Linked DNA regions of Homo sapiens: all the other regions are linked to region 2. Evidence: chromatin contacts called from ENCODE Hi-C or POLR2A ChIA-PET data. All regions are on one chromosome and are shown on one strand. Each heading gives the region's core, a stretch centred on a gene start or an enhancer-like site at or near the end of the contact. The rest is flanking DNA. Distances are from core to core; before and after follow the strand shown. Region 1 has its middle 93 kb from the start of LINC01950. Region 2 has its middle 210 kb from the start of LINC01950. Region 3 has its middle 120 kb from the start of LINC01950.

Evidence for each region. Hi-C counts contacts between places; a loop is a spot of excess contacts on that map. ChIA-PET counts read pairs that join two places held with the same protein, here RNA polymerase II (POLR2A). Pooled maps may share reads with other maps.
Region 1: a loop to region 2 is called in a map of gastrocnemius medialis, with 2.8 times the contacts of the local background. The contact joins two enhancer-like sites. A Hi-C loop is called at or near these places in 7 of 168 maps with a recorded cell type or tissue (Right ventricle myocardium inferior, gastrocnemius medialis and heart right ventricle) and 10 of 50 pooled maps.
Region 3: a map of PC-9 shows a loop between it and region 2 (3-fold over the local background). The contact joins two enhancer-like sites. A Hi-C loop is called at or near these places in 8 of 168 maps with a recorded cell type or tissue (PC-9, Right ventricle myocardium inferior, heart left ventricle and 2 more) and 3 of 50 pooled maps. POLR2A ChIA-PET finds 5 or more read pairs at or near these places in 1 of 52 experiments (RWPE1).

The regions. Positions count from the first base shown.
Region 1 is chr5:107,101,927-107,106,333 of GRCh38, forward strand. No RefSeq gene overlaps it. Among named protein-coding and RNA genes, the nearest start is that of LINC01950, 93 kb to the left of the region's middle. Within about 2 kb of position 2,730, at least 2 of the 41 ENCODE cell types and tissues checked have a DNase peak (open chromatin) inside an H3K27ac peak, as active enhancers do; they include gastrocnemius medialis, where a contact is called at or near this core.
Region 2 is chr5:107,217,055-107,221,276 of GRCh38, forward strand. No RefSeq gene overlaps it. Among named protein-coding and RNA genes, the nearest start is that of LINC01950, 210 kb to the left of the region's middle. Within about 2 kb of position 1,882, at least 7 of the 41 ENCODE cell types and tissues checked have a DNase peak (open chromatin) inside an H3K27ac peak, as active enhancers do; they include PC-9 and gastrocnemius medialis, where a contact is called at or near this core.
Region 3 is chr5:107,133,801-107,137,783 of GRCh38, forward strand. No RefSeq gene overlaps it. Among named protein-coding and RNA genes, the nearest start is that of LINC01950, 120 kb to the left of the region's middle. Within about 2 kb of position 1,776, at least 3 of the 41 ENCODE cell types and tissues checked have a DNase peak (open chromatin) inside an H3K27ac peak, as active enhancers do; they include PC-9, where a contact is called at or near this core.

The sequences.
Region 1 (4,407 bases), core at 1,480-3,979, 110 kb before region 2:
GATATCAAGTCACACTTTAATAAAGTATGATTTGATAAAACAAAGCAAAAAATATAAATACAAGTTTCTCATTTTTATAAGTGTAAAATAGAACAGGATAAAAATATTTGTATACTCTGGCATGTATTATGGTATCATGATAACACTATTTTGGGGTCAGTATGGCTTTGATTTGAATTCAAATGTCAAAACATACTCCCTTCTCTGTAAAGATGAAACAATTCCAACTTTATAAAGTTGCTGCAAGTATTCTATGAGAAGACATACAAGTTCCCAGTACAATGTCTCACACATTATATGCACTCAGTCATGGAGGTGTCTGGTTTATTCCGGTGTGACAATGATGGTATGTCCAGAGTCCTTGAACTACCATTCAGCAGCAGAGCCCCAAACAGGAGTGTGCCTTTCATGTTGCATTTAGATCCATCTCTGTTAAAGTAGAACAGCCTGACTTATTTGTTGTTGTTTTGTTTATGGCCATAATCCTTTGCCACTTATTTTGAGATCAGCATCCTAATATTCTCTGAGGCAGTACTTCTCCACAACTCTCAGTCCATGCTGTTTAGGTAGGGATGTCTCACTAAACATGGGACAGCATGGATGTGACAACATGGATGTCTCACCCCATGCTGTTTAGATGGGGATGTCCCTTCTCCTTCAGGAAAAGGGACATGGCCTGGAATGGCCAATAAAAGTCACATGATTGATTAAAGAATGATCATGGGACTCAAACAGGATCAGTGGTTGTAACCCCAATACTTCTGCTGGAACTGATAGGAAAGAAACACTCACTTTCCACTGAATTGCTGAACAAGTGGGATAGACATCTGGAGCCATTATGGGCTACTGTGAAAGGATAACTCACCTAAGAATCAAACTAACTGGAGTAAAGGTGATGGAAAGAAACTGACATTTGATGGCAACTTTTAAGTTTCTGGATCCATTTGTGCTTGAAGACAAGTTATACCTCACCTTTTCAATTATGTGGATGAATCTGTGTGGCAGATGACTTTTAAAATGACCATCAATAATCCAACTTTCTAGAATTCATGCCTTTGTGTAATCCTTCCTCTTGAATATGGGTTAATAATTTGCTTTTAAAGAATAGAATAAGTCAAAAGGAATAAGATGTCAACACCATGATTAGTTACAAAAGGCTGTGACTTCTGTCTTACTAGCATGCTCTCTCAATTGCCATCTTGGCTTGCATACTGTGAAAAAGCAGCTGCCACAAGGGTGAGATGCCTGGTGAGGAACTCAGATGACCTTTGGTCAATACAAGGGAGGAACTAATGATACAGACAGGAAGCAGGAGAGCAGGGTCCCTGGTGAGGGGTCCACCCTCAAGCCTGGACCCATGACCCTAAATGAGAACAGGCATTCCTGTTTTTGCACCTGAATGTTGCTTTGTGGCCAACCCCTCCCTGCTATCCTGTGCCCATATAAACCCCAAACTCCACTGGCAGAGGAACAGAGTGGCACGGCAGAGGAGAGAAGAGAAGAAGCATCTGAACGTCGAAGAGGCAGCTAGATGGTTGGAGATTATCTTCCCACTCCATCCCCTTTCCAGCTCCCCATCCCACTGAGAACCATCTTTATAACTCAATAAAACAGCACATGGAGAGTAATTACTAAATATTAATAAAATATTAACACAATATTGCTAGTGATCACTAAATATTAATAAAATATTTAATCCGATATGATTCACCAAGTTACACTGTCAATATCTTGCAAGAAAATTTGTATTGTCTTTATGAAAAGAATGAGTCATGTCTAACAATTAAATTCAGTCTAGCACGCTTTACAAAATTTACATTCTGGCTGATAAGATTGCAACAGACACACAAAATGAATCACAGGAGAAAGTGGAAAAATATTTTTGAATACCTGATCCTACAAACAAATACAATTGTTACAATTATAAATAATGAAATAACGTATTATTGTGCTTTTAGGAAATCATATTTTTTGGAAAAAACATAATGAGAAAGTAAAAAGAGTGATAATTATTACTACTATCATTAATACAAATATATTAATATTAAATTATAAATATTATAGTAGTAAAAATCATAATTGATTTTACTGCTACTACGTGCCATGCATTGCACCTTTTCCTGTAATTGTTTTATTGCTCATAACCACCCTGTGTGAAAGATGTTGTCACATTTTTGTAAATGAGGAAACTAAAACTCAGAGAGAATAGGTAATGTCATTTAATCAGGGTGAAGTTTCAAATCTAGATCTGCCTGAATTTAAAGACTGAGCTTTTTCTTTCATGCTATAGATAGGTGCAGATAAGACTGCCTTTGGGCAGTCTATTAAACTACTTAGCTCATAAAAACTAGAAAAGTAGAAAACTGAGTTATTTGTTTATTCTGGCTATAAAGATAACTAATTTAAAGCAGACAGAGGCAGCTTCCATCTCAGATGAGAACCACCTTTATAACTCAATAAAACCTCCGCATTCACCATCCTTCAAGACCTGATTCTTCCTGGACACTGAACAAGGACCTGGGTACCAAGATGGCAGGCTGTAAAAGGCTCTCGCCCTGACTCTACACTGCTCTGGTTAACACTTAGCCGTCAGTGGACAGCAACTGCTAAAAGAGCATTGTAATACATTTGGACAATCCTGTGGGGCCAGCACAGGGCCTGCTCCCACCAGAGAGAAGTGGCCAGCCGTTCCAGCTTTCCTTCGCTCCAGTTTCTGCACTCGCTTAATTTGCATGCTTCCTCCTGTGAGGAGTGGCCAGAGGCAGGCTGAGTGAAATGAGCCTCTCCAGTTCCTGCTCACAAAGGAGTCAGGGAGCTCCCCAATTTCACTAAGACACTTGGTCCAACAGTGGCCCAAGGAACTGAATGTTACCAGTAACCACTGAATGATTTAGGTAGTGGATCATTTACCATTCTAGCCGCCAGATGACACTGCTGACACCTGGCTGACAGCATGACTATAACCTTGTGAGCGACCATGAAATAGAGAGCCAAGCTAAACTGTGCTCAGATTCCTGACCCAGAGAGACCTTGAGATTAAAAAGTGTGGGTCCTTTTAAGAAGCTCAGTTTCAGAGCAACCAGGGACATAGTAATGGGTAACTAACACAATCCATTTAAGTCGCTTCTGTGTCTAGCATCCAAAAGTTCCTGACAATTTGTTTAAAAATATTTTTTTCATAGAATAAAAAAGAAGCAGCAAGATGAACAGCATTAAGAAAAGATGAAGTTTTAGTAACAGTCTCAGTGGCCTTGAAACTGTCTAAACAAGTGACATAGCATGAGTTCTTTTTCAGGGTCCCTTGTTTCTTGTTTTTAATTTTAACCACAAAGGAGGCAATCTTTAACTTTTAAAAAAGTCTTTAAAAGTTTAGGAATAATTTAAATGCACTTAACAGTTAAGTACTTTAAAAACTTTCAGGAAAATATGTAACAACTAGCAAAAATGAAAAATTCTCCCAGAAGACTTAAAAAAAATTATTTTTCCCTTAGGAGTATTGAAAGAGTAAGTAGAAGAAAGACTGAACAAGTTTAAGATAGAAAATAGAAATTCCGTGGTTTCTTTTTCCTTACCAAATCAGAAAATCACTACATAATAGACTGAAAATAACTTGTTTGAAGTTAGGGACATTTTGATGTAGGGAACATTTATCAAAAGACTGAAAAGACTCAGTGCAAATGACAAAATCAAAATAGCACCTCAGCTGAAAAATGTAGATGAAGCAAATGTTTATAAGCAAGCTATAAGTCGTATTTCAAGTCCTTGCCACCAAAGGGGACCTTAGAAATGTTCTAATCCAGTCTAATTCATACTGTAGGTGAGAGAACTGAGGCCCAGAACAGTTACAGTACTTTCTAAAGCTCAAGCAATTAGTCAATACAGAGCAAGGGTTGCTTTTATATCTTTGAACTCCAAGTTCTTTTCTTTTAGAAAATATTACAACTATATATTACAGACATTTATAATTGGGAGTGCCCTAGGAGAATTGAAGATGGAGTCCACAGAGCTCCCAATATTCTCCAACTACACATTTTCAGCCTTGCCATACCAAACTGCCCTAAAAAACAAACCCAAGGAGGAGCCTGCCATGAGAACCAGCCCCATCATCCAAAAGTGGGATTCAGTTTGGAAGCACTGATAGCAAAATAACAATTGTTTATAACTGGGCCATTATGACAGAATGGTGCCCATTCTGACTGGTGAGGGCCCATGCCATAATGGTTGTTAGCAAAATATTTTGAATATCTTCCTTGACTACATCTCTGCTTGTCTCAGTCATCACAAGGAGCTCTAAACCTCAGGTCATCCCTTATGACCAAGATTCCCCTCTTCATAAGGCTCTCTGTAGCTCCTGGTCCAGCCTAATTTCTTACTCCTCCATTACTGCAGAAACATTTCATTGTAATG
Region 2 (4,222 bases), core at 632-3,131:
CAGCCTATTCTCCCTGAGTTTACCTTTAAGAATCATCTTTTTCCAGCTGATACCAACTAACATAAATATAACATTGATCTCAAATAAGCTGTTACCAGTAACAATTACTAAACCCACATCCATGTCAGGATAGCTTTTTTAAAAAGAAAAATGCTGATCTATTTTAATATCTTCATTAACTATAACTTTCAAGAGTAACACACTTCCAGTAATTATCCAAAATAACAGATACTCTCAATATATGTTTTTCTGTGTGTCAACTTGCTATTCATATTTTAAAAATCAGGTTACTAAGTAAAGACAGTTTGAGTATGTATTATACATAAACACATTTCACTACAATAGTTCAACATCTATTGTATTATCTCCTTTACTTCCTTAAGAGGAAAAAGTTATGCAGGCATCAAAACTCCCCATTATGCAGGTATCAAAACTCCCCATTATGCAGGTAGTGTGAAATTCACCCTATACTTCCATCAAATTATAGAGGATCAGTCATGTGCACCTAGGAGTAGGAATGGTTTGCTGAGGCATTCAGGCCCAGCAAAGGAGGGCAAAGCATGATGATCATCATAACAGTGAAAATTTTAATAGTAGAAATGCTTCAAAAATTAGTGTTTTACAGCAGGCACAACCTGCAACTCCAAACCTGCAGCTTACACATAATCTCTGACCTGTTCTGGGCTCCAGACATCCTCAGTTAGGAACAGCACACACTCAGTGCCAAGCAAGACCAACAAGATTCCTAGGCTATGATGAATACAAAGAAAGGAGGGAACAGGGCACCCTTGCCATGGCAAACCTGTTCTGCCCAGTCCCCCAAGGTGATGAAATGTGTGACTGTCACAAGACTCAGTAATACTGTTATAATTGGGATGTACAGGGAATAGATGCCAGCTGCAGAAACAGTATGTACTTTGACAAGGAGTGTGTTGGAAACGACTGCCAGCCTGTGCCTGCTGCCAACTCCACTCAGCTACAAATAGAAATGACGACGCACAGTGGGCCACAGCTCTCATAGTAGCCTTTACCAACCACTGCTTCAGGACCAAGCAGGATCTAGAATTTGAAGTGGTCACGGCAGTCTTCAAATTAGTTACACATCGCAGAGTGGCACTATTCAAAGGGTAGCCACAGTACAACTGCACTGGCATCAACAGAAAAGCCTGTTGAAAAATGCAGCTTCATCCCCGACCCAGACCTATTGAATCAGAATCTCTAAGGGTGACGCCCAGGAATCTGTAGGTTTAAATTTCTCCTGGTGTTTCTTATGAATATAGGTTTGAGAGCTAAGGTCAAGCAAGCCAAATAGGAGATACCAAAAGCACAAATCATAAAACTATGTAAAGTAAGGAAAAATAATATCATCTTACATTTTTATCATGCTTTGCAATTTACCAAGTGCTCCTATATGTAACCTCATTTCTACACAACTATATTTTACAGAAAATACAATTCCTAGGAGATCTGAGTTAGAAATATACTTTAAAATATATATATATATATATCAGGAATAGAGCAAAGGTATTTTAATGATGTCTAGAGCTCTTTCCACTCCATTGTTATGACTCATAGTCATAATCATTATGATAACATGAATAACAACAAAAGGAATAAAAATGATAGCAGCCCTTCCTATGTGCCAGACATTGTACTAAGAGTTTATATTTGTTACCACTTTTAATCTCTGTAACAACACATGAGATATTATACTTCCAGTTTTACAACTGAGGAAATTAAGACTCCAGAAAATTAGATTGCCTAAGATCATAGAGCAAGTAATTATGGGTGCCTAGATCCAAACATGTTCTGCCTGACTCTAAAGCATGTACATAACCTCTCTGTTCTACAGCCTCCTTAGTGTGATTCACTCAAGCAAAGTTACAGCATTGTTCAAAGATTAAATGTGGCCTCACTTTCTCACGATAACCAGCATGGTCAGATGATGAAGTAAATGAATTTCTCAATGACTCCTTCACCACTGGTTCCTCATATGTTCTTTCACCATCAGTGTATTGAATGCCCATTCAGTGCCATATATTGTGCTTGGTGATGGGAAGACAAGGATGAGTAAGATGAAGTTGCAGTTTCTGCCCTCATGAAATTTACACTGTGGTATAAATCTAGGGTTACATCATTTTACACCAGGTCATATTTACCCTGGCCAGCACCGTGATCCAGAGATTTCCCCATTTCCCTGTCTTAATAAATATCATGATTCTCCTATTTTCTTGGCCTTGGCCAACCTCTCTACTGGTGAATTTCAGAAAATCGGATCCTTACGTTGCTAATAGCTCCTAGTGGAATCAGGTGCTACTTCTGCAATGGACTGAGATAATTACATCAGTCAGGACGTTGTCCACAGCATTTTGTTTGGGCTTGGCTCAGATATCCACTCTGTAGTAGTGTGACCTTGGAAAAGTTATTTAACCTCTTTGTAAAATAGAGATGGTAAAATGGAACTATCTCCTAAAGTTGTTATGAGAATCAAGTGAGCTAATTGAAAGGGAACACTTAGCCTAGTGCCTGCCACAGTATAGGCATGAAAAACTATTATAATTACTTGAAAAGCATTCTTGGTAATACTTAGCAAAACAACTTTGTACTAGGCTTGTTTGGAGCAACCATTGAGTTGTGCCAAAAATTAGACTTTGCCTTGGATTATGATTATCCAAATACTTCTCTTAATATCTCCTCTATGTGGTAAGAACTTGAAGTCAGCAAAATCATTAATTTCTGTACCTTCCCTCCACCCCACAGAACCTAGTATTCTGTAAATTATCTATTAATTTACATGTTTAAAAGTTTCTTTACAATCAACAGAGTGAAGAGACACCTGTAGAATAGGAGAAAATATTTGCAAACTATTGATTCGACCAGGACTAATATCCAGAATATAAAAAGAATTCTAACAATTCAACAGCAAAAATACAAATAATCCCATTAAAAAGTGGGCAGAGGATCTGAATACATATGTCTCAAAAGAAGACATACAAATGGCCAAGAAGTATACAAAAAAATGTTCAACATCACTAATCGTCAGGGAAATGCAGATCAAAACCACAATGAGATATAATCTCACCCTGCTTAGAATGGCTATGTCAAAAAGACAAAAAATGACAAATGCTAGTGAGGAGGAAAAGAAAAGATAACTCATACACTATTTGTGGAAATATAAATGAGTACAGCCATTATGGAAGACAGTGTAAATGTTTCTCAAAAAGCTAAAAATAGAACTACCATATAATCCAGCAATCCCACTACTGTGTTTTTTTTCCAAAGGAAAAGAAATCATGATATCAAAGGCATACCTGCACTTCTGTTTATCACAGCATTATTCACAGTAGCAAAGATATGGAATCAAGCTAAATGTCTATCAAAAAATGAATGAATAAAGAAAATGTGGTATATATACATCATGAAATTCTAGTCAGCCTTTAAAAAGGATGAAATCCTCTCATTCATGCCAACATGAATGAGCCTGGAGAACATTAGGTTAAACAAAATAAGTCAAGCACAAAAACATAAATATAACATGCTCTCACTCACATGTGAAAGCTAAAAACAAAAAGCTCAGTTCATGAAAGAAGTTAATTGGTTAATGGATACAAAATTATAGCTAGATAGAAACTAATTAATTGGTTAATGAATACAAAATTACAGCTAGATAGAAAGAATGAGTTCTGGTGTTGTGTGGCTCTGTAGGGTAGATATGGTTAACTATAATTTATTGTACATTCTGTAAAGTCTAGAAGAGACGATTTTGAATGTTCACAACATAAAGCAATGATAAATGTTTGAGGTGGTGGATGTGCTAATTAACACTGATTTTAGCATTACACATTGTATACATATGCAGAAATATCACTCTGAATCCCATAAATAAAAGCAATTATGGGCCAACTAAAAATAAAAGGAAAAAAGTTTCTTCGATTCATTTTTTGTTGTTGAATGAATGAATAAGTAAATAAATAAAAATGGACAAATGAGCCCATCTGTTCTTCCATCCTCACATCAGACTGTCTTTCCTTCAGGTTCCTACGTTTTCTGTTAAAAAAAAAACCAATTAATATAAAAGAACTACCACTCACTGCGATAAATAGATTTCCAAAGGTTATTCCTAGAAAAGACAAAGCTTTACTTCTAAAAACAATGTTGATTGATGGAATTTCAAGAACAAGGGTAGTCAGGAAAAGGAAATATTCTGGATCAGTGAACACTC
Region 3 (3,983 bases), core at 526-3,025, 83 kb before region 2:
AAATAAAAATAAAATAAATAAATAACCAGAAATTAAAATTAATGTGGCTAGATCTAAGAATCTTACCCACAGTTTTAACTGCTTTGCAATGACTCTCAAAAATATCCCCCAAGGGAGCATGTGAGAATCACCTCTTTCATGTGGGATGGTTGGTTGACCATCCACCCAGCTGGCTGATTTTCAGTCTACTCCACTTCTTAAATTCACAGAATCATCCTCACCATGAGCACCTATTATTGATGGGAGTGTATTCTGTTCTTTAGGTGTATTACATCAGAAAAAAAAGATTACAAATTAACGCTGCTGCCACTAACCTAACCAAATTCACTGCAAGTTATTGTCTGATTGCAAGAGCTATAAAGCGGCTTTGTCCCTGAAATCAGATGACTTGACTTCCTGTCTACATTCATATAACATTATTTTAGAAATGTTTACTAAATTTAGCTAACCAGGCTTGCTGAAATAAACCAATTTTAAAAGAATTGATCAATTCTTTTAAAGTAAATATATATCATTTTAAATATACATAACAGATGTGATAAGGTACCTTAGTAGAAGCCTAAGATAGTTGCACCCCAGAATTCAATAAAGAAAATTTGTAAAATCCACATAACTTACACATGGCTTTGTGTCTGATCATATCATATAAAGCTATTTTGAATTTTATTTTTAACTGACACAGAGGAGAAAATGCTTTATTAATTGAGGGAAGAAATCTTTGAGTAGGAGTAGCATTGACTTTTAAATTATTGGCCTTATCTTGCTCTTTTATGTATGCTCAGAATAGTGACAGCATTTTCAACAGTGTTGCAAAAACCATTTAGCTTACAAGGTAGAATTATTGTGATACAGAACACTTAATGCACTTCTTCTTCATAGCATCTTATTTCATAAAAATCAATTGGATTTTATGCCTTGCATAGAAGGGCTTTCTTCCACAATGAAGTCAGAGTTATTATGGGTAAGCTGGCCAGATATCATCAAATGCACTAGAACCTTTCTATAGTATTTATTGTTGTACAGAATGCAGTGTAAGGCACTCCACCACACTACAATAAGTAGCATTTTCTCTAGCACATCCATTGTAGGAACCCTTTATAGGAAGCTATTAATATTAGAAAGGTAGACAAGAATGTCTTGAAGTTTTTCCAGAGAGTACTTTACTAAGGTAACAAAAAAGCTGCCCTAATACAAGTTTAAACACAGATTGTACCTAGCACAGTGCCTACCCCGTGGTAGGCATTCATTAGATATTTGTTGAATAAATGAGTGAAAGGAATTCTCTGGCATGCACATGTAATAAATGAGTGAAAGCAGTTCTCTGGCATGTACAAGGATGACACATGTACAAGAATAAGACACCAACAGACACAAACAAAGGACTCAAGCTCCACTGACAGATAAGAAAATGATACTGGATTTGCATACAGCTAAATAATCAGAGCTGGGGAACCAGGAGCGTATTTTAAATTGAAGGACAAACTTCATTGCTCTTTGGAAGCCCAGTCAATGAGATCTCAGATTAAAATTCCATCTGGTTCTTCTGAAAGCTTGTTTTTTGTTTGTTTGCTTGTTTGTTTTGTTTTTTTTGTTTTTGTTTTTTACATTCTAAGAGGCCTTATAACTTCCTGGCTTCTTTCAGTTCTTGTAGAGACTCAGTCTATGTGCTTGTTTGTTTATCAAATGCCAATGGCTGGTAACAACCATAGTGCATTATTACCATTTACTGAATACAGGAATACAAGGAAATGTTCTTCGATTTATATCTCCAAGTATTAATAGGCCTGGGCTTCAAGACTTTTTGAGGCCGATTCCTGCAGCATGAATCAGCAAAGTTTCAGTACATGCTCATTTCCTTTAAATATTCTTAACAGTAAATACAATACTTTTAAAGGTATTTCTTCCAATGACCAAAAATAAATGCAAGCATACTTCAGAGATATTGCAGATTTGGTGCTAGACCACCACAATAAAGTAAAGATAACAATAAAGGAAGTCACACAAATTTATATTTATGCTATACCATAGCATATTAAGTGTTTACTATATTCTTCTTTTAGACATAATGAAATAGCATCATGTCTTTAAAAAATACACATAAAAACTACTTTATTGGCCAGGTGCGGTGGCTCATGCCTGTAATCCCAGAACTCTGGGAGGCCGAGGCAGGTGGATCACTTGAGATCAGGAGTTCAAGGCCAGCCTGGACAACATGGTGAAACCCTGTCTCTACTAAAAATACAAAATTAGCTGGACATGGTGGTGCACACCTGTAATCTCAGCTACTTGGGAGGCTGAGACAGGAGAATCGCTTGAACCCAGGAGGCAGAGGTTCCAGTGAGCCAAGATCATGACACTGCACTCCAGCCTGGGCAACAAGAGCGAAACTCCATCTCAAGGAAAAAAAAAAAAAAAAAAACACTACTTTATTGCTAAAAATTGCTAACAATCATCTCAGCTTTCAGAGAGTCATAATCTTTTTCTTGAGAAGGGTTTTGCCTCAATGTTGATGGCTTAAAATAAGACAATAATAAAGTTGGCCACATCGATTGGCTCTTCATTTCACAAAAGATTTCAGTGTAGCATACAGTGCTGTTTGGGAGCATTTTACACGCTCTCAGTAGAACATTTTTCAAAATCAGAATCAATCTTCTCCATATTTGCCACTGCTTTATCAACTAACTTTATGTAATATTCTTTGTGATCATTTCAACAACATTTATAGCATCTATGCCAGGAGTAGATTCCGTATCAAGGGACCGCATCCAGAAAAAGCAACACCTCATCTGTTCAAGATTTATCATGAGATTGTAGCAATTCAGTCACATCCTCAGGCTGCACTTCTGACTCTAGTTCCCTTGCTAGTTCCACCTCATCTGTAGTTACTTCCTCCACTGTAGTCTTGAACCCCACAAAGTCATGCAGGAGGGTTGAGATCAATAACTTCCAAACTCCTTATAATGTGCATACTTTTACTTCCTCCCATGAATCACAAATGTTCTTAATGGCATCTAGAATGGTGAATCCTTGCCAGAAGGATTTCAATTTTATCAGCAAAATCACTTTCTGACAACTATTGTTTTACAAAATTTATTTCTGAAATAATGAGGCTTGAAAGTCAAAATTACTCCTTCATCCATAGGCTTCAGAACAGATGCTACATTAGCAGGCATGAAAATGCATTAATCTCCTTATGCATCTCCCTCAGAGCTTTTGAATGATGAGGTGTATTGTCAAGGAGCAGTTATACTTTGAATAATGTCTTCTTTCTAAGCAGTAGGTCTCAACAGTGAGCTTAAAATATTCAGTAATCTATACTGTAAACAGATGTGCTGTAATCCAGGTTTTGTTATTCTATTTATAGAGCACAGACAGAACAGATTTAGCATAATTCTTAAGGGTCCTAAGATTTTTGGAATGTAAAATGAGCATTGGTTTCAACTTAAAGTCACCAACGGCATTAGCCCTTAACAAGAGAGTCCCCTTGTCCTTTGAAGCTTTGAAGACAGGCATTGACTTCCTCTAGCTATTAAAGTCCTGGATGGCATCTTCTTCTAAAGAAAGACTATTTTGTCTACTTTGAAAATCTGCTATTTAGTGTAGCCACTTTCATCAATAATCTTAGCTAGATCTTCTGGATAACTTGCTGCAACTTCTACATCAGCTTTTGCTGCTTCACCTTGCACTTTTATGTTATGGAAGTGATATAAACCTTAACCTTAAACCTATTGAACCAACCACTTCTACCTTTAAACTTCTCTTCTGCAGCTTCCCCACCTTTGTCAGCCATAGAATTAAAAAGAGTTAGGGCGTTGGTCTGAATTAGGCCTTGGCTTAAGGAAATGTTGTGGCTAGTTTGATATATCTAGACCACTAAAACTTTCTTCATATCAACAATACACTATTTTGCTTTCTTATCATTCATGTATTCACTGAATTAGCACTTTCAATTTCCTCAAGAAATTTTCCTTTGCTTTTACAAC